Linked DNA regions of Homo sapiens: region 1 is linked to region 2. A link is an interaction called in ENCODE POLR2A ChIA-PET data of the cell type or tissue named here. Cell type or tissue: HepG2. All regions are shown on one strand. Links, peaks and the distances in the headings refer to the core of each region. The heading gives the core; the rest is flanking DNA.

Evidence for each region. ChIA-PET counts read pairs that join two places held together with the same protein. Peaks named below come from ENCODE experiments on the same cell type or tissue, not always from the same donor. Only the 100,000 strongest peaks of a DNase experiment are listed, where the experiment ranks them.
Region 1: POLR2A ChIA-PET joins it to region 2 with 7 read pairs; 4 of 35 experiments call an interaction of 5 or more read pairs at or near these places.

Annotation. Positions count from the first base shown.
Region 1 is chr3:49,464,456-49,467,308 of GRCh38, forward strand. It overlaps the pseudogene RNA5SP130. Among named protein-coding and RNA genes, the nearest start is that of DAG1, 4.4 kb to the right of the region's middle. RefSeq lists an enhancer at 298-798. In HepG2, for the core only: no CTCF peak of the experiment used is centred there; DNase peaks (open chromatin) are centred at 629, 916, 1,376 and 1,766; H3K4me3 peaks cover 729 bases.
Region 2 is chr3:49,151,124-49,159,067 of GRCh38, forward strand. It overlaps the pseudogene LAMB2P1. Among named protein-coding and RNA genes, the nearest start is that of CCDC71, 11 kb to the right of the region's middle. In HepG2, for the core only: no CTCF peak of the experiment used is centred there; no DNase peak of the experiment used is centred there.

The sequences.
Region 1 (2,853 bases), core at 1-2,500, 310 kb after region 2:
GGGCGCCTGTAATCCCAGCTACTCAGGGGGCTGAGGCAGGAGAATCGCTTGGGCCCGGGAGGCGGAGGTTACAGTGAACAGAGATGGAGCCACTGAACTCCAGCCTGGGCCACAGAGTGAGATTTCGTCTCAAATAAATAAATAAATAAATAAATAAATAAATAAATAAATAAATAAATAAATATTGGCCCGGCGCGGTGGCTCACGCCTGTAATCCCAGCACTTTGAGAGGCAGAGGAGGGTGGATCACGAGGTCAGGATATCGAGACCATCCTGGCTAACACGGTGAAACCCTGTCTCCACTAAAAATACAAAAAATTAGCTGGGCGTGGTGGTGGGCGCCTGTAATCTCAGCTACTCGGGAGGATGAAGCAGGATAATGGCGTGAACCCGGGAGGCGGAGCTTGCGGTGAGCCGAGATCGCACCACTGCACTCCAGCCTGGGCGACAGAGCAAGACTCGGTCTCAAAAAAAAAAAAAAAGATTAAATAAATAAATAAATAAATTGCCAGGCATGGTGGCAGGCCCTGCGCCTGTATTCCCAGCTACTCAGGAGGCTGAGGCAGGAGAATCACTTGAGCCCAGGAGGCAGAAGTTGCAGTGAGTCAAGATTGCGCCACTACATTCCAGCCTGGGTGACAGAGGGAGAATGTTTAAAAAAAATAAATAAATAAAATAAAAATAAAGAAGGCCAGTCGCGGTGGCTCACGCCTATAATCCCAGCACTTTGGGAGGCCAAGGCGGATGGATCACCTGAGGTCAGGAGTTTGAGACCAGCCTGGCTGGCTAACATGGTGAAACCCCGTCTCAACTAAAAATACAAAAATTAGCTGGGCGTGATGGCAGGCGCCTGTAATCCCAGCTACTCTGGGGGTGGAGGCAGGAGAATCGCTTGAACTCGGGAGGCGAAGGTTGCAGTGAGCCGAGATTGCGCCATCGCACTCCAGCCTGGGGAACAAGAGCGAAACTTTGTCACAAAAAAAAAAAAAAAGAATAGGCCGGGTGCGGTGACTCACGCCTGCAATCCCAGCACTTTGGGAGGCTGAGGCAGGCGGATCACCTGAGGTTGGGAGTTCGCAACAACAGCGAAACTCCATCTCAAAAAAAGAAAGGTGTCTTTTATTTATTCAACCAACAGTCCCCCTTGCTATGGGGTTCCTGCCCCATAGGACTCTCTGTTCCTAGAGGGACAGGTGTGGAAGCTGTGGCCCAGTTGACTGGAGGAATGCTCTTTGCCAGCCATGTATGGAGGGGTCTGGTGGAAGTGCTGGAGTGGAGGGCCCTGCAAGGGGAGGAACTGGCTTCTGGGAAGGCTGGTGGTGACCCACAAACACGCCTACTGGCAGTTTATCTCGGATGAACTTATCAGTCCTTTCTTTCTGCCAGAGCTGCCAAACAATCAGCCTTCTGTTAAATCCAGACAAAAGGGACTCCTCCCTTGCCGTGACTTGGCTGGCCCTGCTTGCTAGCCCTCTGCCTCAGGCAGGCCTGTGGGCCTGGCATTTGGGTCAGGAGCCTCCACCCTTGACCAGCACCAGCCCCTGCCCCTCTCTGTCAGGCCTGGAGAGGAATCAGCAGCAGAGGCCTCCCTCCCCTGGGAAGAATCTGAGGATGAGCACTGGTCCTTGACCCTCAGCTTCTCAGAAACACGCCAGGGTAAAAAGCCCTGGAATCCTAGGACCATCAGAAAGTTTGGTCCACGTAATGTCCCTTGGATTTGTTCTAACTAAAATCAAGGTCTTAGTTTAAGTCACATGAGCCCCAAGCAAACACTAGGACATTTGCCTTGGGCTTTGCACAGGGCATGGACCTTTGGAGTAGCAACTTGCTTCCTTCCTTCCAAAACCAAAATTGAGCCTCTGCTATCTGCCACTTGCTGTTAGGTGGTGGTTGCTATGTGGGGCCAAGCAAGTTGGTCTCTAGCATCAAGGGCTCATACTTCAGTGGAGGAGACAAACCTTAATCAGATAATCTTCCTGAATCCTCAGGTTGAGGGTCTATGTGGATGAAACACTGGGGGCTGAAGGCCCAAGAGAGTTGGGGACTGACAGGCCCGAAGATCCTCATTCTTTGCCTCTTGATCAGTCCTCCCCATTCCATACCACATGGGTCCTTTGAGTAGCTGCTCCTGGGAGTAACCCAGGCCTCATTTTTTTTTTTCTTTCTTTCTTTCTTTTTTTTTTTTTGAGACGGAGTCTCACTCTGTTGCCCAGGCTGGAGCGAAGTGGTGCAATCTTAGCTCACTGCAACCTCTGCCTCCTGGGTTCAAGTGATTCTCCTGCTTCAGCCTCCTGAGTAGCTGGGATTACAGGTGTGTACCACCACGCCTGGCTAATTTTCATATTTTTAGTAGAGAAGGGATTTCACCATATTGGTCAGGCTGGTCTGGAACTCCTGACCTCGTGATCCACCCACCTCAGCCTCCCAAAGTGTTGGGATTACAGGCATGAGCCACCGCGCCCAGCCTTTTTATTTTTTCTTGAGTCAGGATCTTACTCTGTCACCTGGCTGGAGTGCAGTGGCATGACTGCAGCTCACTGCAACCTCCACCTCCCAGGCTCAAGTGATCCACCTCAGCCTCCTGAGTATCTGGGACCACAGGTGGGTGCCATATGCCTTGCTAATTTTTTAATTTTTTGTAGAGATGGGGGTCTTGCTAACATGTTGCGCAGTCTGGTCTCAAACTTCTCCCATCCAAGTACTAACCAGGCCCAACCCTGCTTAGCTTCTGAGATCAGACGAGCTTGGGTGCATTCAGGGTGGTATGGCCATGGACAGCTCTTGAACTTCTGAGCTCAAACGATCCAGCTGCCTTAGTTTCCCAAAGTGCTGGGATTACAGGTATGAGCCACT
Region 2 (7,944 bases), core at 2,471-4,970:
CTCAGACTCTTCCTCCAAATAGTTATCTGGACGTTCACTTCTTCCAGTGAGCCCCAGTGTCTGAGCTTTGATTTCTTTCTGCTTCTGACCCTCCTGATACTTATACTTGCTGGAGAACCTGGCCAAGTTTGGCTTCAGCTGTGGCCAAGGGCAGCACAGAAATACCCAGATTAGACCAGGCGCCATGTGGCACGCCTATAATCCCAGCACTTTGAGAGGCCAAGGTGGGCGGATCACCTGAGGTCAGGAGTTCGAGACCAGCCTAGCCAATATGGTGAAACTTCGTCTCTACTAAAAATACAAAAATTCGCCAGGTGTGGTGGTGCATGCTTGTAATCTCAGCTACTCGGGAGACTGAGGCAGGAGAATCGCTTGAACCCGGGAGGCGGAGGTTGCAGTGAGCTGAGTTTGTGTCATTGCATGCCACCCTGCCTGGGCGACACAGCAAGACGCTGTCTCAAATTAAAAAAAAAGAAAAAAAAAGAAAAAGAAATACCCAGATTAGTGCTCATGGCAGTGGCAGCCACAGAGGTGGGGGTGGGATATGCAGAGACTCACCACTGCAGAATACCTGAGGGAGCACAGAGGTGAGGAGGGGTCAGGGTGAAGTCTTGATTCTTGCCATTTGACCATGAATTCCAGGCCCCGCCCTGTACCTGTTACTGTAGCATCTGCAAAGTTAAAGTCACAGGGCCAGCAGCCTGGGTGGGGGCGGGGTCACTGCCCAGACCCTAGAACTCAGGCTGTAGGAGACTGTAGTTGGGTTGGGGAAGGCAAGAAGATCTGGACAGGAAGAGGAGGGGAGGGGCCTGATAAGTCTTATATTGGGTCTGCCTATGGTGGGAAAAGGGGTGAGAAAGGGCCTGAATGTTCCTCTGACTGCATCTGAAAGTGAGAGAGAAGATCATGGTGCACTCCTGAGTAACTTCACAGAGAGACATAAGAAGGAGATGAGGACACAACCAGGGTTAAATAAAAGTTAAGCCAAGAGGCCGGGCACAGTGGCGCACGCCTGTAATCCTAGCGTTTTGGGAGGTTAAGGTGGGTGGATCACGAGGTCAGGAGTTCGAGACCAGCCTGGCCAAGATGGTGAAACCCCGTCTCTACTTAAAAAAAAAAAAAAATTAGCCGGGCGTGGTTGCGGTTGCCTGTAATCCCAGCTACTCGAGAGGCTGAGGCAGGAGAATCACTTGAACCCAGGAGGCAGAGGTTGCAGTGAGCTGAGATTGCGCCACTGCACTCCAGCCTGGGTGACAGAGTGAGACTCCATCTCAAAAAAAAAAAAAAAGTTAAGCAAAGAGTTTGTAACATTCGAGGCAAAGAGAGGATGGAGTTATTCCTTGGACTAAGTCTTCCTCTAAACAAGTTTGCTGGAAAAAAAACAAAACAAAACAAAACAAAACAAAAAAACACCTTTGGCCGGGTGTGGTGGCTCACACGAGTAATCCCAGCACTTTGGGAGACCAAGGCGGGCAGATCATTTGAGGTCAGGAGTTGGAGACCAGCGTGGCTGACATGGTAAAACTTCGCCTCTACTAAAAATACAAAAATTAGCCAGGTGTGGTGGTGTGTGCCTGTAATTCCAGCTACACAGGAGGCTAAGGCATGAGAATCGCTTGAACTCGGGAGGTGGAGGTTGCAGCGAGCCGAGGTTGCACCACTGCACTCCAGCCTGGGTGACAGAGCAAGACAAGACTCTGTCTCAAAAACAAAAACAAAGACAAAAGCCTTTAAATCCAGTGTATAATACAAGTTTAATCAATTTCCCTTTTGTTTCCGAAACTCCCACCTGAGGGCATATACAGGTTCAGCTAGCCAAAGTGATGCTGACCCTGGTGACCAAGTCAGTGAGCGGCACCCACCCAAGTACAAGGCTCAGTCCACAGTCATGATAACTATAGCCTTATACTCATTATAAGGCTATAGCTCCAAGAAGCTCAGTGCCAAAGGTCAAGGTTAAATCAGAAGGTGGGCCAAGCCTCACCAGACAATGGCTACCGTCCTGCCCAGAGACAAAGCATTTGCAGTGACAGGTACCACTGGAGGGATAACAGACATGAGTACCAGGGACCTGAACCCTGGGGTCACACCTGCAGGCGAAGGCTTAGGGCTCTTAGCTTGCTAATGGAACTGCAGTGAGGTGGGTAGGTGCGTGTGTTATCAGGGCAGTAACTGGGGGCAGAGCCAGGAGGACATGGAGGCGGGGGCCCACCCTGAGTGTCACTCACACTGGCAGCTCTGAGGTTGGGTGGAGCTCAGGCCATAGTGACCAGGCCAGTAGGAGTCACAGTGCTGACCCCATACACACACTTTGCAGCAACACTGCCCAGAGAGGAGGCCATGGATCTCATTAATGTGAGCATCACACAAATCCCCTTCCAGACACCCACAGGGTCACAGTCACAGGCTAGATCAGAGGTCAGAGGTTAAGGATGGAATTAGGTCAGAGGTCACCATGGAGCTGAAGGATAAGAGTCAGTGTTGGGATTAGGGGTTGAAGGACTCATGTCTGCAGGACCGAGGGGAACAGGGATCCTCTCAGGGATGACAGTAGAAGAAGGGCCAGCAGAACTCACAGTGGCGCCCAGCTGTGTTGTGCTGACACACATCACACACACCTCCACTCACATAACCAGACACACAGCTGTGTCAAAGTGACAACTGTAGACATGCCCATGGCACTCACATTCTGAGGCAGAACCAGAAAGGTAGATATGGGGTGGGCGGACCTGTGGCAGGTATGGCCAGGCAGAGTAGAGCATGGCATTCATCCCAGCAGGCATGGGGGTGCCCAGGCTCTGCTGCATGTCATGGATGATCCTGGTGCAGGTCTTGGCAGCACTCACAGTGTGCACCGACTGGTGGGGACAGATGCAAAGCCCATGTACCTGATAGGGAGGAGGGCAAGGCAGGCCTGCTCTGGAGTCCCAGCTTGCCCACCCCACCAGCAACAGAATGCCCCTCCCATTGTCCTCACCACATTGGCTGGGGTTCCAGGTGCAGACCTGCACTTAGAGGTGTGCCCAAGGCACAGGCAACTGCCTTTGGCTACAAGCTCATAGAAGGCATAGTAGTAGAAGGGGTGTCCCTTGAGGCCTCCCAGGGGCCTGTCACCCAGGGTGTGCAGTTTGGAGAAGTTTACACAGAGGTTAGTCACATGCAGGAGCTCTGGAGACACAGATGGTCAGACCTTGGGTGCCTTGGTCCTCACTTTCTATGACGAGGGAGGAGGGAAAGGAATGGGGGAGTCTTTCCCCTCTCCACATCCTTGTATCCACTCCTCCTGCCCTCATGCTATGGGGTTCTGTCATCCCTGCTTCCCTGGGAATGCTGTCTTAAGATGACCACAGCCTTCCCCATGGTGATAATTCCACTTCTGTAGTGAGGATCCCCTTTCTCCAATCCTGATTTTACTCCTGAACTGAGACCTGCACATCCCACTACTTCCTGGACACCCCACCATGGTATCATCAGGTATCTGAAACCTGCTTCCCTAATGCAGTAAAGGATTCTGCTTGTCATCCCATAGTCCAAACTAAAAATCTACTATCATTCAGCTAAACCACATAGGTACTACAATCGTGCACCCATCAGATTACAATGGAGAGGAAAAATTCATATTGTCTAGTGACATGGTGGCTGTCATAATGTTGTATGTAGCACAATACGTTACTCACGTTTGTGATGATACTGTGTAAACAAACCTACTGCATTGCTAGTCATATAAAAGTACAGCACATACAATTATGTACAGTAGGCTGGGCACAGTGGCTCACAGCTGTAATCCTAGCACTTTGGGAGACCAAGGCAGGTGGATCACCTGAGGTCAGGAGTTCGAGACTAGCCTAGCCAACATGGCGAAACCCCGTCTCTACTAAACAAATACAAAAAATCAGCCAGGCATGGTGGCGGGTGCCTGTAATCCCAGCTACTCTGGAGGCTGAGGCAGGGGAATCACTTGAACCTGGGGGACGGAGGTTGCAGTGAGCCAAGATCATGCCACTACACTCCAACCTGGGCAACAGAGTGAGACCCTGTCTCAAAAAAAAAAAAATTATGTTCAGTGTATAATACTTCATGATAATAAATGACTACTACTTGTTTATGCATTTACTATGCCATACTTTTTATCATTATTTTAGAGTGTGTGTCTTCTAGTTTTTTTTTTTTAATCTTTTTAAAAACATTTTTCAGATGGAGTGTAGCTCCATCGCCCAGGCTGGAGTGCAGAGGGGCGATCTCAGCTCACTGCAACCTCCACCTCCCAGGTTCAAGTGATTCTCGTGCTTCAATCTCCCGAGTAGCTGGGATTACAGGTGTGCACCACCACGCCTGGCTAATTTTTATATTTTTAGTAGAGACGGGATTTCGCCATGTTGGCCAGGTTGGTCTTGAACTCATGACCTCAGGTGATCCGCCCGCTCGGCCTCCTAAAGTGCTAGGATTACAGGTGTCAGCCACTGTGCCCGGCCAATGTTTATTTTTTTTTTAGAGAAAAGTTCTATGTTGCCCAGGCTGGACTGGAATTCCCAGACCCAAGCAATCCTCCCATCTCAGCCTCTTGAGTAGCTGAGACTACAAGCATGTACCACTATGCCCAGCTTTCCTTCTACTTTTTAAAAAAAGTAATTGTAAAACATGGTCGAGCACTGTAGCTCACGCCTATAATTCCAGAACTTTGGGAGCCAAGGTGGGCGCTAGCTTGAGTTCAGGAATTCAAGACCAGCCTGGACAACATGGTGAAACCCTGTCTCCACAAAAAAATACAAAAATTAGGCTGGGCACGGTGGCTTATGCCTGTAATCCCAGCATTTTGGGAGGCTAAGGCGGGTGGATCACGAGGTCAGGAGATCGAGACCATCCCGGCTAATATGGTGAAACCCCGTCTCTACTGAAAATACAAAAAATTAGCCAGGCATGGTAGCCAGTGCCTGTAGTCCCAGCTACTTGGGAGGTTGAGGCAGGAGAATGGCGTGAACCCGGGAGGCAGAGCTTGCAGTGAGCCGAGACAGCGCCACTGCACTCCAGCCTGGGCAACAGAGCGAGACTCCATCAAAAAAAAAAAAAAAAAGAAAGAAAAAAAAAAAAAGCCCAGGCACGGTGGCTCAAGCCTGTAATCCCAGCACTCTGGGAGGCTGAGGCGGGCAGATCGCCTGAGGTCAGGAGTTCGAGACCAGCCTGGCCAACACAGTGAAACCCCGTCTCTACTAAAAATACAAAAAATTAGCTGGGCGTGGTGGCGGGTGCCTGTAATCCCAGCTACTCAGGAGGCTGAGGCAGGAGAATTGCTTGAACCCGGGAGGCAGAGGTTGCAGTGAGCCAAGATTTCGCCATTGCACTCCACCCTGGGCAACAAGAGCAAAACTCCATCTCAAAAAAGAAAAAAAGAAAAAAACTTAGCCAGGCATGGTGGCACAGGCCTGTGGTCCCAGCTACTCGGGAGGCTGAGGTGGGAGGATCACTTGAGCCTGGGAGGCAGAGGCTGCAGTGGGCAGAGATGGTGCCACTGCACCCCAGCCTGGGCAACCTAGTGAGACCCTGTCTCAAAAAAAAATTAATTGTAAAACAGTCTCAGGCAGGTCCTTCAGGAGGTATCCAGAAGAAGGCATTGTTACCATAGATGACAGCTCCATGCATATTACTGCCCCTAAAGATCTTTTTCAGTGGGTCAAGATCTGGAGGTGGAAGACAGTGATATTGATGATCCTCACCCTATGTAGGCCTAGGCTAATGTGTATGTCTGTGTCTTAGTTTTTATTTTATTTTTTTTGAGACGGAGTCTTGCTCTGTCACCCAGGCTGGAGTGCAGTGGCACTATCTTGGCTCACTGCAAGCTCCGCCTCCTGGGTTCACGCCATTCTCCTGTCTCAGCCTCCCCAGCAGCTAGGACAACAGGTGCAGGCCACCATGCCTGGCTAATTTTTTTGTATTTTTAGTAGAGATGAAGTTTCACTGTGTTAGCCAGGATGGTCTCAATCTCCTGACCTCATGATCCGCCCACCTCCGCCTCCCAAAGTGCTGGGATTACAGGAGTGAGCCACCGCGCCTGGCAGTGTCTTAGTTTTTAACAAAAAAGTTTAAAATGTAAAAAAAAAATTTTTAACAGAGAAAAGCTTATCAAATACGGATAGAAAGGAAATATTTTTGTACAGCTCTACATGTGTTTTAAGCTAAGTGTTATAAAAGCTGTAAAAAGTTAAAAGTCTGTAAAGTAAAAAAAGTTCAGAAAGCTAAGGTTACTATTGAAGAAGGAAAAAATTTGTTTTTATACATTTAGTATAGCCCGTGTACAGTGTTTATAATCTACAGTAGTGTACAGTAATGTCCTAGGCCTTCACATTCACTCACCACTCCTCACTGACTCACTCCAAGTGCCATTCATGGTAAGTGCCCTATACAGGTGTACCATTTATCATCTTTTATACCATGTTTTTACTGTCCCTTTTCTATGTTTAGATACACAAATACCATTGTGTTAAAACTGCCTACAGTTTTCAGTACAGTCACATGCTGTACAGGTTTGTAGCCTAGGAGTAATAGGCTATACCAGATAGTCTAGAAGTGTGGTAGGCTATACAAGTACACTCTAGATGTTTCCACAACGATGAAACTGCGTAATGACACATTTCTCAGAATGTATCCCCATCATTAAACAATGCATGGTCACAGATGGGTTATTTATCAACTGTCTTTCTGACTTGATGTCCGTTCCAAGAAGGCAGATACCTTTTCTGCTGCTTCCCATCAAACACTGCCCAGAAGATGCCTGACAGAGTGTACAGCTCAATGGGTGCTTGTTATATGAATACATAGGTAAAGGAATGGGTCCATGGCTCCTCTCCCTGCTCCACATCTTAGGTCCATTACTAAGATACAGGAGGTCCGCTACCTCCTGTATCTTTCCTCTGCAGGCCTCTCCTCTTTTCTGATCTGAGGTGAAAAACAACAGCAGCTTGCAGACCTACCATGAGGGCTCAAGGTGAGCAGCTGGTAATAACTGCAGTTAAGGGGGGCAAGGAGTGCCCATTGGGTGTAGAGAAAAAACTAGTTTGGCGTTTGTCCTGCTCTGGTACCCTCCTGGCCTGATTCTGGGCTCTCCTACTAGGAGTCTTTAACAAAGACTTCTTTACAAGGAAGGTGTTACATCCAGAGATGCCCTGGTGCCACCTAGAGGCAGCTGCAGGGACAAAGGGCAAAGGTCAGGGTCATGAATGGAGTTGGAGGAGCAATGACAGGTAGACTATGACAGGGGCAGTGATGGGGGCCCACAAAGGGAAGAGTTATGAGGGGCAGTGATAGTAGAGACGGGGGACAGGTATGAGGAAATGAGGAACTATGATGGGGCCTCACAAAGGGATTCAATAATGGGGCAGAGTCATTATTGAAATTGTTCCCCATGCCAGTCCCTATACACTGGGTACAAGTATGGGGAACAGTGATGGGGTATAAATGGGAGGCCACAAAAAGGACCATGATGGGGCAGGGCTGGGGAACGGCCCTGGAAGACTGAGCTTGCCTACTTGCCCTGTCCCACCGGTGCCCACTCGGGGCAGGGCCTGTTTCCCCCAGTATCTACAAGCTCTGTCCTGACACACAAATGGTACAGGATTGCCTCTGGGGATGATTACCCTGAATCTCAGGGTTGTTTGGATCCTCTACTGGAATGGCTGGGTCCAGAACTTTGAAAATCACCTGGGAGAAAGAAGCAGGTTTGAGCATCCTATTTCACCTCAGGGCCCAACCCCCCTTTCCCTGGGCCTGACCTTGCCCTCAGTGGAAGGCTTGATGTCTGAGTAATGCTGGTCACAGACGAGGTCACTGACTCTGTGGCTAGGGGTAGGAGGGATCCCAAGAAAGAGGCTTGGGCAGTTGTGAACAAAGTATCTGTACATGTGCCAGGAGCGGCATGGTCCACTGAGTGCTCAAGGAGCACAGCTGCTAGGT